2 separate regions of the Mus musculus genome follow, and region 2 is linked to region 1. Evidence: chromatin loops called from intact Hi-C (ENCODE). Cell type or tissue: left cerebral cortex. All regions are shown on one strand. Each heading gives the region's core, and the rest is flanking DNA. Links, peaks and the distances in the headings are about the cores only.

Region 1 (8,342 bases), core at 88-8,087:
TTGCAGAGTTTATTTTTAAATATTGCTCATAATTTACTTAGGGAAAGTGCATTTATTTTTATTGAGTTTGGTCCAATATTCTATACTCTACAAATCCTCTAACAACTGGATGAAGTTCAAACATTTTATCCTAGTTGCAACTATGCCTTTCAACTCGTTCAGCTGTCTAAATCAAAGAGTTAAAGTGTTCGCTTTTGAGGAAATTCTTAGTTTGCTTACACATAGACTGTTGTTTTGCTGTCTTATTTGTGAAATCTTTACATAGCCCAAGATTTATAGGATTTGTTCCTTGATTTTCCGTTACATTTTTTATAGCATTGAGGTTTTTTTAAAAACAAAAAAAAAGGTATTAAAATGTGTGTGTGTGTGTGTGTGTGTGTGTGAGAGAGAGAGAGAGAGAGAGAGAGAGAGAGAGGTGTTGTGTAGTACACTTGCATGTGTGTGTATGCCAGTGTGTACATTGATGTACCCTGATTGAATGGAGGCCAGAGAAGCTTTGCTCTTTGCCTCAGTCTCTCTCTCTCTCACTCCGCCTATAACCAGGCTCTCAGTAGGCAGCAAGTACCGGGGAGCCCTCTGTCTTTGTCCATAGCGCTGGAATAACTGCTCTGTGTATAGCAACGCTGACTTTATTTTATACTAATGTTGAAAATGGCTCTAACCCAATGAGCCAGTCTCTTAAGTCGCATTTTGAGTTTTATGTTAAGATCTATGATGTATATTCTGATGAGTTCTGTTTGTGAAATAACATATCAATTTCAGTTTACATTTTTGCATATGAGCATCCAGTTGCTACGACATCATTTCCTGAAAAGACTACCCTGTCTGTCCTCCACTGAATTTTCTTTGTATATTTTTCAAAAATTGGTGGTCAAATGTGTATGGTCTGTCTGTTTTTGAATCCTTTATTCTTTGCCTTTGATCTCCTTTACTTTGATGCCAGTATTAATTTTGGAGTAGTTTGTGTTTATAAGAATTCCTGAAATCAGATTGGTTTTTTCTTTGACTTGACTTTTTTCAATGTTATTTCATATAATAGGCATTTGTATTTCAATTTACATAAGGAGTTTGACAATCAACCCAAATTGTTAATTAATTAATTTATTTTTTAAAGATGTGTGTTAGTAATTTTGTGGCAGTCACATTATATCCATAGAATAGCTGGAAGAAAACAGTCTAATAGTGCTTTCTTGAAACTCATAGATATGCTGTCTCCTATTTAGATGCTTATTTTCTGTTTTGTAGTGTTCAGCAATATGTAGATATCAGATGGCAGACTATTGCTAACTTTTACAACTGTAAATAGCAATCTTTCTTTTCAATACTGTGGATCAAATGGAGAGTACTTTACCCCTAGGCTACATCTACATCCTGGTAACTTTTAAATTTCACTTGTGATATATTTTCCTTTCATTGACCTTTCAGCAGCCAAATGTTTGACAGTAGTTATTGAAGAGTTAACAATCTCAGATAAGAAAAGGTAATTGCACTTACTTGTGCTTTTTGGTTTGCCTCTTAGATTTTTGGCAATGTATGGGAACTAAAAAAGAAAAAAATGTGTCCTAGAGCCAGTGCAATAGATCATATCTGCAAAAACGTTAATTTTTAGATGGTGAGTGTTTAATCCTGTGTGTGCACATGAGTGCTGGCGCTCACAGAGGCCAGAAGCACTGACTTCCCAGGAGCTGGAGGTAGAGGCAGTTCTTTACCACCTGATTTGGATTCTGGGAACCAAATGTGAGCCCTCTGCAGGAACAATATTTGCTTTTAATTGAGGAGCCGTCGCTAGAGACCTGAAAAAGATATTTTCTAAAAGATTTTTTTAAATAGATATGCTTTCAGAATTCAATGTATTGATTGTGTGGCCTTTCTTTTTTCTTCTTCTTTCTTTCTTCTTCTTCTTCTTCTTTTTTAACCCTTCAGCAGTTTGTCTCTATGAGTTTCTGGGAATCTTAGAGCAGGAAGAGAGAAAAAGAAAAGGGAGGGAGAAGAGACAGAAGGCAAGAGAGGGGGAAATAACCTGTGGGTTTTATGTATACATTAATATATGGATTACTGAGGCTTCCAGTAGTGTTTGCTGTGTAAGTTGATAGAGGGACACATAAGGTTAATTACTGTGCATCATGTCAGCGTACATGGGTTCCTGTCTCATACTGAAAACAAAATAGGGTGGTAACTTGTTGTTTTTTTCCATCTCTTCTTGCTAGCATGGTTACCATGGTGACACAGTGACTGCTGTGTGATTTGGTGCAGATAACACTAGAGCTTCCATTTTAGGGCTCTTACCTGAATCACTTATTACTAAAACATCTGTCATTTCCTGCACTGCTAATCCTTCTAGAATAATTAGTGCAAAAATTTTCCTTTTCTCTTATTTAAAACATATTTATTAATACATTTATCCGTATGACTCAGGCTCCCATTTTTTGTTAGACTTTTTGGTTATTATATATTTTGATGCACCAATTGTTTCAGAATTGGTAGAAACCCCTTCAAGATGACCTTAGCGTTTACTTGACATTTTCTTAGAAATAATTGAGACTGCACTTTGCTGTCTGAGCAGGACCCTTACCCCAAGTAACAGCGTCTATCTGAGAGCCTAGATGTGAGGATCTGAAAAACAATTTCATCAAAGTAAAATTTGATGAGATCAATGAATGTGTTAGGCTTTTTTACAAAACAGATATAAGGGGTTACATTCACAGCAAAATCCAGTCCAATGGGGAATGGTGACCTCTTGGAAATCGCTTTATGGAACCTTACTTTCAATCAGCCTTTTATTTATCTTAAATACCCTAGTATCTTGTAAGATAATTTGCAACTAGAAGAGGGATTATTCATAGCATCCTAGATCAGGGTCTGCGGGACTCTCCCTAAGGAATGACAATAGCTACATTACCATTACTAAGGGCCTGGCTAGCAATATATTGTTCTTCTCTGGTTGCCATGGCTACAGAGACACAGTCGAAGATGGCATCTTTCGATGACCAGAGAGAGAAAAAAATCATCACGAAAAAACTCACTCCTCTCTGTAGAGCCCTGTCAGGCTGCCTTCCATCCCCTCTCATTCAACCCATCTCCCGGACACAGACACAGGTACCAAGACCTCACTTTTGACACCGCCATTCTTTCTTCATTACCTTCCATGTGCACTGCACTTCAGAATACCTCCCTACAAGCTACTGACTGCCACAGAAGGCTGGGGCTACCTGATAATTCATCCCATGGATGAAATGAGTTTACATTCATTAAAGGTATTTTTGAACAGTACTAAAATTACTGTTTGTAGAGCTATAAGCTAGGTCATAATTGAGGTATTTTTCTCCTTGTATGATATACAAGCACAATGTATGTGCTTTATTTCTGTATTTCAATTAATTTTTAACCACAGAACAATGAATTTCATTGATATACTGATGTGTCATTGTACCTTGCTCGACTGTTGACATACTACTCTCCCCCTCTTCTCCCCACCTCTCACTGGTTCTTCTCTTTCCTGACTTTCCTGCTTTCAAGTCATACATAGTTAAACCAAGGCAGTTTTCCCCAATAATGGGGTCCATTGGTGCCATCTCTTGGCGGAATTCTGAACTACATTATGAATATCATTGAGTGGAACTGAAGTGAATACAAACTCATCCTACCGAGATTTCTAAAATTCTGGGTAGAAAAGGGAAGAGTTCCAGTATAAACAGCTACTGCCAAGAGTCTAAAAATGAAATACACCATGATATTATGCAGAAATGAAACTTCTATATGGAAGCAGCCAAAAGATAATTTTTATTTAAGTCTCTAGATTGCTACAAACTATGCAAACAAAAATCTATCTTTGTGACTTATTGTAGTTGATTTTCTAATTCTGTAATTTATTTTATAGTCATTAGCTGAGATTCTGCTGTAAATTACTCTATTCATTAGTAATAGACAAGTGTGTTAGCCTAGGAAAGATAACATGAATGCTAAATTCTTTTGCAGTATTTTCAATTTTTCAAACAGTGAATTTCTTTTCCCAAGTCCCCCAAGGAAGCTAAATTGGTCTATTACTTTGTTAATCATCTTTATTAGTTGTTGCTATTTCTATATTGGATGTTTTAATCTATTTCAGTCACTAGATATTAAAAATGTTCTATTTTTTTATGCTGTGGGGATTCCTTTATCTTAGCTTCTGTTCTTTTTGAGGACTTACTGTAATTTAGTTTAATTTAGGCTTAATTGACACATTCTTTGTCCAAATAGTATGATCAACCATTTCGACGGGGTTTCTGTGTGTAGCCCTGGCCGTCCTGGAACTCGCTCTGGAGACGAAGCTGGCCTCGAACTCAGAAATCTGCCAGCCTCTGCCTCCCAAGTGCTGGGATTAAAGGCATGTGCCACCACTGCCCAGCCAATCAACCACTTCTTAAGAGCTGATTTTCTTTCGTGGAAAATGTTTTGCTCAAACTAGAAATTAGAGTTGCTTACTCCTACTCCATTGGTAGCTCACCCACCCACCCACCCTTGTACTACATGGATCTAAATGTGAATTAGGTTTTTAAGAGTGTGATGGTTAGTTTTACTTGTCAATTTGACAGAATCTGAAATCACCCAGGAGTATCAGGGAGGGGTTGTCTAGATTAGGTTAGCCTGCAGGCAATATCTGTTGGGGATTATTTTGATTATTTGGAACCCCAAACCATTGTTGATAGCATCATTCTCTAAGCTAAGAATCCTGGATTATATAAGAGTGGAGAAATGGAAATGAATCCTTGCATACAGGTATCGCTCTCTGCTCTTGGCTATGGATGTAATATGATTAGCTGCTTCAAGTTCCGGCTGCTTGACTTCCCCACGGTGGTGCATTATAACTTGGAATTGTGAGCCAAATAAACACTTTATCCTTTAAATTCCTTTGGTCAGGATATTGTTTGTTTGTTTGTTTGTTTGTTTGAGACAGGGTTTCTCTGTATAGCCCCGGCTGTTTTGGAACTCACTCTGTGGACCAGGCTGGCCTCGAACTCAGAAATCCGTCTGCCTCTGCCTCCCAAGTGCTGGGATTAAAAAGGCGTGTGCCACCACACCCGACAGGATATTTTTATTACAGCTTTAGGAAAATAAACTAAGACAGAGTTGTACATAATTAGTTTCTATAGAGAGAGGGTCCTCCATCTTAGCATTGACTGGTTATTGCTTTAACCTTTCAACTTTAAAATATGCACAAATATAATACCACTTTTCTCTTTTAATGGGTGAAAATTGTCATATTATATATAAGTTAATATTGATAACATTTCTATAGATATTACCACTGGTGCAATACTGGCATGACTATTCTAGGAGAAACTAACCAATTTCTGATTAAAACTGAAGCCTACTCCATAGCACAGAATATGTACTCAATGTAAACCTGACTAAAAGACTATGGCTGCAGGTCATGGGCCCCAGGAGGAAATCTAATACTGATGTTTTGCTAAATGAACATGTATGTAAATCGCCTTCTATATGCTTGTGTTTATACCCACAGATTGGTGAGGCTCTCTGCCTTTATCAGAGAAGCATGTTTATCAGTGAGTGACAGTGAAAACAGATATTCCATAACTTGCCAGAGTGCTAAGATCAAAGGAGTGCTAAGCCCTAAATAGGACATCTGTATCACGTACTCAGAGACCCAGGAAACATTGCCAAAGAAGGGCTAAAAAGGCTTTAAGAGCTGAAGGATGGGGAGTAGGACTCTACAAAGCTGTCGTCTGGATATGGAGTTAAGGAACACAAAGCTGCTGTGGACACAAGCAGAAGACCTGACTATGGAAACAGAAGACATCCAAGTAGGAGGGACACTAGTTTGGAAGAACCAGCTCAGTAGGGATGGGAAGGACAAAAGAAGGTAAGTGGGCAATGTGATCTCAGTAAATTGCTGACAAGCAAGCAACTGTGATAAACCTGAGTAAAAGTCTAAAGCTGGAGAGACAACTCAGCATGTAGGAACACCAGGTTGGGTTCCTGACCAAGCCAGCTCAGTCAGTCCGCAGGGTCTGGAGGGAGGGAATGAGGATTCAAGAAAGAAAAGACAATTAGACACCATTATAGTATGACCCCAGCTAATACTGCAGCTGAAGTACATTTAATTTTTCCCAGTCTGCTTTTATATCATTCTAGGTACATACGAAGAATATGGTCAGTCCGAAGGCATAAACAAAGTAGTCAAGGAACAAGCAAAGCATAAGCAAAGGTCCCGTGGTCACTGAATTCAGGACTTATCAAGATGTCCAAGATACAAAGAACATATTTCTCAGCTCTATTGTTTTTTGAGCTTACTTCCTTGTCCTGGCCCAATGTCAAATATTCTTGCCAGATTCCTAGAAGCAGCCCCAAGAGCTCTCCACAGGTTTCCAGCACTCACATGGTATCTCATAGTCACCAATAACTTTGCTTCCAAAGGAACCTATACCTTCCTTTGTAGAAACCAGACAGACATGTGGTACACTTATACAGGCAAAGCTCTCATACACATAAAATAAAATTATGTAAAAATATATAAGAGGAAAATTCAAAGCCTTATTTTTCATTAATTGCTGGCTAATCAGTCACAAATAAATGTTTCGTTAACTGAAAAAAAATCGAGTAAAATAAAAAAAAAACTTAAAAATCCAAACTAGTATCTTTTATCTCATTACTTAAACTGATTTATTTATATGTTAGTATTTCAGATAAATGCATACAGAGCTATAACATTGATAGTTTTAAGGAAAACACCATTTTCTGATTGAATCTTCTTCATTCTCTCCTGTGAAATATTTATCCAGGGTGAGATGACTACTCACAAAAGCCCCCTCCCATATCTCAATAATGAAGGACAGAAAGGAAGATAGAGTTCACTATAAATGTGAGATGACTCAAAATTTATTTCATGCCATCTGGCAACTATTGAGTGTCAAGACAAGTAGACGCCACAGACAATGAATGTCCATTATGACTACATACACAGAGAACATAATATCAACAGAAGAAGGCATGATACTATTAAATTAATGATTAGTATGGTTGCTGATTATTTGTGTCTGAAATTAACTACATTTCCCATTATTTCTAAAGTAACAGGTGCCATTTGTAAATTTTGTAACCAAAGTGAAAACTCATGTAGACATTGCTCTGTAGGAAGTATTACAGACTTGTAAAACTTGCAATATCTTTAAATTCTCAATTAAGATACAAAGAATCACATATACACTTTAAACTTATTCAAAGGGCTTTTTTTGTAATTATAGTAACCCCCTTCCTGTCTTGTAATGATTATTAACAAGAATTTTGGGGGTTTGTTCTTAATAAATGTCATTGCAGTTTTATTTCAAAAGTACAAATCTTCATATGAAATGTGGATTTTTTGTATGTTTAATCTATTTAGAGGGATAAAGAAGAACAAATAGACATTAACATTTGGCATGTGACTTGGACATGTGCCTCCTTCCATATTTTCCATTAGAACTAATAGACTGTGCTTCTTCTCATGTATATTTTCTATTAGAGCAATCGAAACACACCTTCCTCCATGCATATTTTCAATTAGAGGACTAAAATGAGCCTTCTTGCATGCATATATTCTATTAGAGCTGTTACAATGCACATATCCATTTTCTTATTTTCTAGGCTTTAATGAGCAAGAGCATATTCTGTGGCTGTTCCCAGGGCCCTGGACCAAATGTGACTCTGCTTTTGTACTGAATCCCAGGGGAGACTCTGGAGCTTGAGTGCTGGACAGTTTCACTGTCTGTCACCTTGCCTCCCCTCTGGACTCATTGCTGGATTAATTAGGTAGGTAAACACAGGGACTAATGCCAATTAAATAGCCTTTATGCTTGGAGAATTCAGTGGGAAACTCATTTCACTTAATGTACTTCAATGAAACCCAGCAAAGCAGGTATATACTGACTGCTAACAATGTGGGTTATCTAGGAGATGTACCTGCTTATCCCTTGAGAATCTTTAACATCCCTGGCTGATGGTACACCTCTTGGACTGTCATGTAGATAGAAAAACTAGTTCTAAACTATCTGCTTCCTAGTTCCCCTAGCTTTAAGTTTCTCCTGCTATCTCTGTCTTGCTTTTCTGTAGGATGGTCTGGGGATACTTACTTGGTCCTATTTTTTTTTAATTCCCAAATCAGGGATTCTCTTGTTGTAGACAAAAGTGAGGAATACATGAAAGAAAGAAACTTGTAAAATATACCTTAAACTCTATTATTCATGGAGAAGCATTAGCATTATTAACTTAGATATACTAGTAGACAAAAATGAATCATATCTTTAAGAAACAGAATGATACAATAAGATAATGATGTCTTTATAAACTATTCTCATACCACTACTATG
Region 2 (8,342 bases), core at 43-8,042, 78 kb before region 1:
TCATGTGTCACCACTAATTTCTTAGCTCCAGCTAACCAGCATCATTTGTCCCAGTAGTCTCCTTCTAGTCTTGACTATAAGGCCAGAGACACATGGCCAAAGCTGCTGAGTTCTACTGCTTGCAGAACTGGAACATGGCTCCCTTGTTCTATTACATTATCAATAGCTTCCTCTTTACCTATTCCCTCACTACCTAAACTCTGTCATTGATCTTGCTCTGTAGTTTGACCTTCAACTCAGAGATCTGCATGCCTGTCTCCTGGGATTAAAGGTGTGTAACTCCATGCCTGGATTTAAGCTTTTCTTCAACTAGAACTTGCTCTATTTGAGGCTGGCCTTGAACTCAGAGATCTGCGTGGCTTGCTTTGTCTCCTGGGATTAATGGTGTGTACTACCATGCCTGGATCTAAATTTAGCTGGGTAGGATCTTTCCCCAGAATCCCTTAATCTGTTCACTCCTAGAGCACAGTATTAGGCTCCATTTCACTTCCTGGTGCTCCTTTAATACTTGAACTATGTATTTTATATTTTTCCTTTCTCAGCTGGCTAAGTTTGTTTAAGATGCTCTTCATAAGACTTAACCAGAGAACAAAATATATGATGTGTTTCTGAGACATCCTTTGTCAATGCAATTAATCTGAGTCTCTTCACCTTAGCCTCAGGCAGAGTCTTCAGACAATGGCAAAAAGTAGTCATATTCTTCACAAAATACCACAAAACAGTCTCTAGGCCACATATTGAAATTCTCCACTGAAACCTCTTGGGCCAGTTCCGCACAATTTAAATCATTCTCCGCGACAAAGTCTTCCATATTCCTACCAGAAAAACTCATTAAACCCCACTTAAAGCGTTCCAATGCTTTCAAAATGCAAAGTCCCCAAATCCACATTCTTCTAAGCAAAAGCATGGTCCGGCCTATCACAGCAATACCTTAGTCCCCTGGTACTAACTTCTGTCTTAGTTAAGGTTTTACTGCTGTGAACAGATACCATGACCAAGGCAACTCTTACAAGGACAACATTTAGTTGGGACTGCCTTACAGGTTCAGAGGTTCAGTCCATTATCATCAAGGCAGGAGCATGGCAGCATCCAGACAGGCATAGTGCAGGAGGAGCTGAGAGTTCTACATCTTCATCTGAAGGCTGCTAGCAGAATACTGGCTTCTAGGCAGCTAGGATGAGGGTCTTAAAGCCCATGCCCACAGTGACACACCTACTCCAACAAGGCCACACTTCCTAATAGTGCTACTCCCTGGGCCAAGCATATACAGACTATCAATGTAACATGTATTCAGGGACTAGTCATGTCTAATTCCTATTACAATAATTATCAATGGAGTGAAAGGACAGCTCAACGTTCACAATCCCTCCCTCAAAGGAGTAACACATATAGGATTCTTTGGGGATGCAAAAAATGGGTTTTCTACTTCAATATAGAAAACGTTGAATCCGCACATCTCCTTCAGTGGGGCAGGGGTATGATGGCATTGAATGTTTTGCATCCTCTCTTATGACTCGTGTCCTTTTGCCTACCTCTGTCTTTCCTTGCTACCTAAAGCTACCTTCTCTTTGTCTCATTTATTAAATTTTTGGATTTTACCCACACTTCATCTGTTTGAGAGGAGTTACATAACCTGATACTTTTCTCTTTTATTCTCTTTTATTCCATTTAGGGCTAATTCTATTCAAATAATTTTACTATATTTGAATAATTCTATTATAGTGTTAGTTAATACATAATTTGTATCACATCAGTTAATAATATATTACTATCTAAAATAAAGTATGGTTTTCAGAAAAAAAAGAACAAATTAAAATCTTTTAAAATATTGGTTTTTCTGACCTACAGCAAAAAAAAAAAAAAAAGTGTGATTCTTCAGCAGTGGAGTCTTAATAGCCAAAGGATGTGGCAATAGCTTCTGTTGTTTTAGGTGCCACCGGGGCAATGGTTCTCAACCTTCCTGATGCTTTAATTCAGTTCCTTGTCTTATGGTAACCTCCAAGTACAAGATTATTCTCGTTGTTACATCATAACTGTGATTTGGCTAATGTTATGAATCATAATGTAAATATCTGATATGCAGGATATTTGATATGTGACCCCTGTGAAAAGGTCATTCAACCCTCAGTGAGGTAGCAACCCATAGGTTAAGAACCACTGCTCTGAGGCCCCTTTAACCAGTAACTCGCAGTGCTTGGTACTGGGATTTTTATTTAATAAGTCGTGTCTTCTGAGAGCAGCAGCCTGGTCCACCCATGCAGGGTACCTCTGTTCAAACTCCTTTGTCTTCAAATTATATTTTAAAATTCGCTTGCATGCTAGTTGTTTGCTTTAAGGCTTCTTCATACATTCTATGTTTGGGTTGACCTATCACCTACTCTGTCCCAACCTACTCCCACGCCACCTCCCAGTTCTTTTATGTCATATGTGACTAGATGAGTTTTTAGTCCAAATAAGTCAAAGGAAGTAAAGTGACTTTTACCCCAGACCTCTGGTTGGTTTTCCAGGGACAGAAGTCTGGCTTTACCCTGGGGGCAGCGATGTAAGCTGCAATGGTTGCTCCCATTTCTTTTCCTCTAGGAACTCCATGAAGCATTGAGAGAAAAACATGAAGAATCAAGAGTCCTCTCTGCAGACTGTTGCTAGGCTACCTGTTCCCTCTCTAGCTGCAGTACTAAAAGCCCTCCTCCCTTTCTACTGGCGTCAGAAGCTACGAGAGAACTGAAGGGTAGCAAGAGATGGAGTGCAGGGAGGGGCTGGGGGCCAGCAAAGCCCAGCTTCCTACTGAAGTACAGGAGCACTCAGTATCCCTCCGCTGCTCCCTCCTGTTCCACATCTCCAGACCACCTTCTCTCCATAGTCCCCCTCTCCAAAGCCCTCATAGACTCTAGATTTCAGCCATCTCACACACTGTTGTGGCACCCCCCCCCCAAAAAAAAGTGGTGGTGGTCTCTGGTTAGGGTGAACAGGGGTCTGCAGACGCCTACGGGTGCAACCCACCTCTCCAAGAGGAGTGGGGCTGTCTGGCCCCGCCCACTCCGAGTCGGAACTACAGTGGGTCCAGGAGGGGGCGTAGAGCCCCGTGCGCAGTATCCCTCCGCCCCCTTCCCGACACCCTCGAGGTGAGCTGTGCTTGCCGCATCCTGCGCAGCCCCTGCCTGTTTGGTGCAGAGACGTAGGGGCGGGACACGTCTCTGCCATTCCACTCGCGCGCAAAGCGGTGGGGGTTCTGTGAGAGGATCCGCCGAGGACAGAGACCAGCCGGGAGCAGGAGGGGGACGCGGGGGAGCCCGGACACCTGGGCCGTGCGCCTGGCCAGGCAAGTGGAGGTGTGTCGAGGGCTCCGAGTGGTCGCACACTGAGGACCACTGCCCGGCCCTGACAGTCCAGTGAAGGCCAGCAGGTCGCGGCCTCCCTGGAGTGTGCGCGGTGCTCGGAGACCCCAGGCGGTGGGGAGGAGGAAGCGGGAACCCGAACCGGGCCCCGGGCGCAGGGTGGCAGCCAGAGTGTCTTGAGTCTGAGGGTCTGGAGGCCTGCAGAGCAGATGGCCTGGCAGCAGGCTTTTCCCCCCGGCCCTTTTTGGTGTTTGGGCCCTGCAAGGGTTGTGGGGGAGGCGACTATGGGAGAAATGGCGGCGCGGAAGCTGGGGGTGGTGCCCCTTGGAGGTTGCTGTTCATGGGTTGGAGGCAGGTGGCCAACTCTGGTGATGGTTCAGCTGTTTGGTGAGTCGCCTTTCTACCTGGGCCCTTATTCCAGAAAGGGATCCATGTGCCCTGCATCGTGGGTGCTGTCTCTTCCCACAGACTCCTGCTTGGTGGCAAAGTCTCTTGTCAGGGTGGTAGAGGTAGTGTATTCTGGGGAAGGTGAAACATCATTAGAGGGGCGATTATGAAGATGTCAGAACATAAGAATGAAAAGTTCATCTGCCTTCAATACAGGATTGTTTTATTGCCCTCTGTATTTAGACTCCTGTACCTAATTTACTGCAAGGAATTGGTCATAATAAGGAGTTGGTCATATATACAGAACTCCTAGCTATATAAATATTATGACATTGTCCTATCTTTTATATTCAGGATCCATTTTCTCAACATTTCACCTTGAACATTTGTTTTAATGTTCGAATGGACTTAAAGTAAAGAAGAACTTTTTGTGCAGGTGGGTGTTCAATTTAGAATATTTGAAATCACTATTGGAGTTAAGTGTCTCTTTCTGGGACCCCCATATATCATCCCCAACTTTTTGTTGTCCCTCATAGTTTTATACAGCAGCAGTACGGGGTGGGGGGGGTGGGGGGGGGTGGGATGCAGTTTCTGAAGGTAGCCATTTGGGTCACACATGGGAGCTGATGGAGATCATGTACTTGGTTCCTAATTCTTTAACAGAGGTATTTGAACTTGGGTTTTGGAAATCTGCCCATAAACCTATAATTTTATACCATGGTCAACATTTTTTTTAATATTTTCCTCAATATCTTTTGCTTTCTATGTAGGTCGACTCTTCTCCAGCCAGAGGGAAGAATAGCATCTCCCGAGCATCCTGCTTTGTGGTAAGACTGGCATTCATAGCACGTGAGGCAAGATCTAGCTATACAAAGGGAGGCTGGTATTTCAAACATGACCTTGGAATTATTGTTTTCATTAGCTTCCCTGCCTTCTTCCCAAATATAGTTGCATGTGTTCCACTATCTACTTTTATACCTTGTATTTTTTCCTCAGACAAAGAAATTTAGTCCCTGAATGGGAAAATGCAAGACTTTACCGTTAGGAGGATGCATATTCAGTCAGATTACAGGTCTTGAGCACATATGAGGGATAGTTAGGGCAGGGCTGACAACATGTGGGAGACATTTAATAACCCTGAGTATACAGAAACATGTGCTGTGAACCTTTTTAGGGGAGTTCTGTCAATCCTTTTAGTGGGATTGTTGTTGTTGCTGTTGTTCCTGGTGTTGCCTTCTGCCTCTGCCTTTTTCATCCATAAACCTGTTTCTTTCTAGGTTCTTGTAGAGCAATGTTTCTCAACCTGTGGATTGTGACCCTTCTGGGGCTAGGGGTAGGGGATCAAATGATCCTTTCATAACAGTTACGTATCAGACATGCTGCATATCAGATATTTACATAACAGTCCATAACTGTAGCGAAATTACAGTTATAAAGTAGCAATGAAAATAAGTTTATGATTTAGGTTCAATACAATGTGAGGAACTCTTTTAAAGGGGCGCAGCATTAGAAAGATTAAGAACCGCTGCTGTAAAGACTTGTAAGTAGTTGTTCACTTAGAAGGTAAGCAAGAGAACAAGACTTTATTAGGGTTCTAGGTGAATATGAATGTGAACCCACACAGATGAAACCAGATCTCACCTTGGCCCCAAGGTTTTCCAGCTTTCCAACCGTTGTTGCCCTCACATTCATTACAGAGAGTGGGAGGCCAGTGAGCAAAGATTGTATCAATAGATAATTAGCAGATACTGAGTCAGAAAATGTAAGGAGAAGCCATAAGAGAACAGGGTATGAGGAAGTGTTAAGATTCATGGAGATACAAGTTTAGGTCAGTTTGTTAAATACTCAAAATTCTGATCCCATGTGTATTTTTGTCCATAGTTCTGCTGCCTTTGAAGTCAGTTGGGTGGCTTTTCATCAGTGGAAGTGAGGAAGGAGGAATTCATCCCATCACATCAGCACACTTTAGTGAAGCCTTTCTGAAAACCTGTAAGTACCTGATGGTGTATCCCAGTATATGGGACCAAAGGGGCTGGGTGCTCCTTAGCTTCTCCCACCGCAGCCATCTGTTGTGTATGGTGGAGAGAGAAGAATGGTCTGGATGCAAATACACAAGAAGTCAAATGAGATAGCAGAGTCTACTACTAATCTGTACCTTCAACCCCCTAAGTCAAATCTCTTTTCATGTCCTTCTGTGTAGCTGTCTGTATAAACGACCAAAGTTGGAGGACACTCAAAGTCTTTCTTTTTCCTACCTTAGGTCTTTCTCCACTGGTAGACTTGGATTGGGAGAAGATTGCTTTCAACGGGTCTGCCTTTGGAAATCATCGTCTTCTCCCTAACCTGAGTGTGTCTTTAATTTGTCCCTATCGTTGATAAGAGACTGTATGTCAAAAAAGGGGAATTTCTTAACGACTGAAGTGACAGTTGTCTTGGACTCTTTCTGCCAAGTTTATCTCTGACTAAGTTAACAAGTATAAAGTTTCCAGCCCGGAACAAACAGAGAACTAAGGATAAGACTCGACAGGTGTATATAACTGTGCTTCAACCATGACTGGTTCAAAGAATAAGGCTAGGGCACAGGCTAAACTAGAAAAAAGGGCAAGTGCACAAGCCAGAGCTGTGGCAGAGAGGGAGGCTGCTAATGCCAACCGAGGTGCAGGCAAAAGCCGGGACAAAGGGAAAGGTAAGGCAGGCTCTAAATCAGATGCAGTGGCAGAGGTGAAGGCAGGGTCTAAGGGAAAGGTAGTTGCTGAGACAAAAGAAGGAGCGAGACCAGAATCTAAGGCTCTAGTAAAAGGCACCTCAGATTTCAACCATAGGACTGAGAACAAGTTTGCTAGATCCACACGTAAAGATAAGCCCAGTAGTGATAACTGGTTCTGGGCTGGAGAAGATTCTGGTATTAATTCCTGGTTCTGGAAGGGAGAAGAGCTTAGTAATAATTCTGTTGCTAAGTGTGAAAATAAACCTAGTACTAGTATCCAGGCTCGTGCTGAGGAGCCCGCACCTAGGACCAGCCACAAGTCTAGGTCAGGTGCTGAGGAGGAGGAGGAAGAGAACGTTATTGGGAACTGGTTTTGGGAAGGCGATGACACTGGTTTTGATACTGATCCTAAACCTGTGTTCAAAATAGTTAAACCTCAGCCAGTGGATGAAATTAATGAAAAAGATAGGCCAAAGGACTGGTCCGAGGTAACTATATGGCCCAAAGCTCCTGCTGTAACTCCAGCAGTGTTAGGTTATAGATCCCAGGATTCATCTGAGGCAAGGTCCTCTTCATACATTGTTCTGGCCTCAAATGAAGAGGAAACTTCAACAGCCTGTACTAAGAATACTCGTTCAAGCCTACAGTCTATACCTGAGTATCCATTTGGTTCTGATCCTTGCATCCAGACCTTAGATGAAATTAGACAGCAAATCAAGATCAGAGAAGAGAATGGCATCAAGCCCTTCGCTTGCCCTTGCAAACTGGAGTGCTATTTGGATTCTCCAGAATTTGAAAAGCTTGTTAACATACTTAAGTCAACTACTGATCCTCTTATTCATAAAATAGCACAGATTGCAATGGGTATACATAAGGTTCATCCATTTGCCCAGGAATTCATTAATGAAGTGGGCGTGGTGACACTTATTGAAAGCTTGCTCAGTTTTTCTTCCCCTGAGGTTAGTATTAAAAAGGCTGTGATTACTCTGAACTCTTCCGGGGATGACAGATACAACAAGGTAGAGTTTCATGTTAAGCATATGTGTAAAGAAACTGTGTCCTTCCCCTTGAACTCACCTGGCCAGCAATCTGGATTAAAGATAATAGGGCAGCTGACTACCGAGTCTGTCCATCACTACATTGTAGTCAGCTACTTTTCAGAGCTTTTCCATTTGCTGTCTCAGGGAAATCGTAAGACTAGGAATCTTGTTTTGAAAGTATTTTTGAATATGTCTGAAAATCCCAAGGCAGCCAGAGATATGATAAATATGAAGGCGTTAGCAGCATTAAAACTCATCTTTAACCAAAAAGAGGCAAAAGCCAATCTTGTTAGTGCTGTGGCCATCTTTATTAACATAAAGGAGCATATTAGAAAGGGTTCAATTGTAGTAGTCGATCACTTGAGTTACAATACTCTTACAGCCATATTCCGTGAAGTTAAGGGGATTATCGAAAGAATGTAAAGTGACCCAGAAATTAAAGAGAACACTGAACAGTGTCCAAAATTTGATTGGCTGTACATGCCCAAAGAGTTTTGCATAATATTTTGGTAATTACTGCTCACACATTTTTGTCTTAACATCTTTTACATATTATTACCTGTGGCAGGTTCTAGCTCAAAGCTAGACCATTTTTGATGTATCAAATAAATATTAACATCTTGAGATAAAAAAGTTTATTGATTTCTATCTTATCTAGATTAGCAAATTTGTAACATTTTACTTAAGGAAACTGTGATCCAACTCTCAGAAGTACTGTGTCTTGAGGGTTAGTATCTGCTTAGATCTGTTGGTGGCTCCAGAGAGCAAAAGAGAAACTACTGCTCTTGTAATCTAGTTACAGAAATAAGGCATACGCAAATAAAGATATCTGATGGTACTTACATTGTGTGTTTGTGTATATGATATATACAT

The links. Peaks named below come from ENCODE experiments on the same cell type or tissue, not always from the same donor. Only the 100,000 strongest peaks of a DNase experiment are listed, where the experiment ranks them.
Region 2: a loop joins it to region 1, with 9 times the contacts of the local background. A loop is called at or near these places in 3 of 42 quality-filtered maps.

What each region holds. Positions count from the first base shown.
Region 1 is chrX:135,960,307-135,968,648 of GRCm38, forward strand. Gm31214 (a long non-coding RNA gene) reads left to right here. Exons shown (of 9, transcript XR_003953080.1): 4 at 5,501-5,860; 5 at 7,621-7,785. Among named protein-coding and RNA genes, the nearest start is that of Arxes2, 29 kb to the right of the region's middle. In left cerebral cortex, for the core only: a CTCF peak has its summit at 3,569 (motif pointing left); DNase peaks (open chromatin) are centred at 2,185, 3,004 and 3,578.
Region 2 is chrX:135,882,769-135,891,110 of GRCm38, forward strand. Bhlhb9 (basic helix-loop-helix domain containing, class B9) reads left to right here and starts at 3,083. Exons shown (of 5, transcript NM_001098222.1): 1 at 3,083-3,319; 2 at 4,077-4,158; 3 at 4,493-4,549; 4 at 5,604-5,711; 5 at 5,983-8,313. The coding sequence starts at 6,273. The coding sequence ends at 7,892. In left cerebral cortex, for the core only: a CTCF peak has its summit at 3,086 (motif pointing right); DNase peaks (open chromatin) are centred at 2,756, 3,120 and 3,600; H3K4me3 peaks cover 1,771 bases; H3K27ac peaks cover 1,988 bases.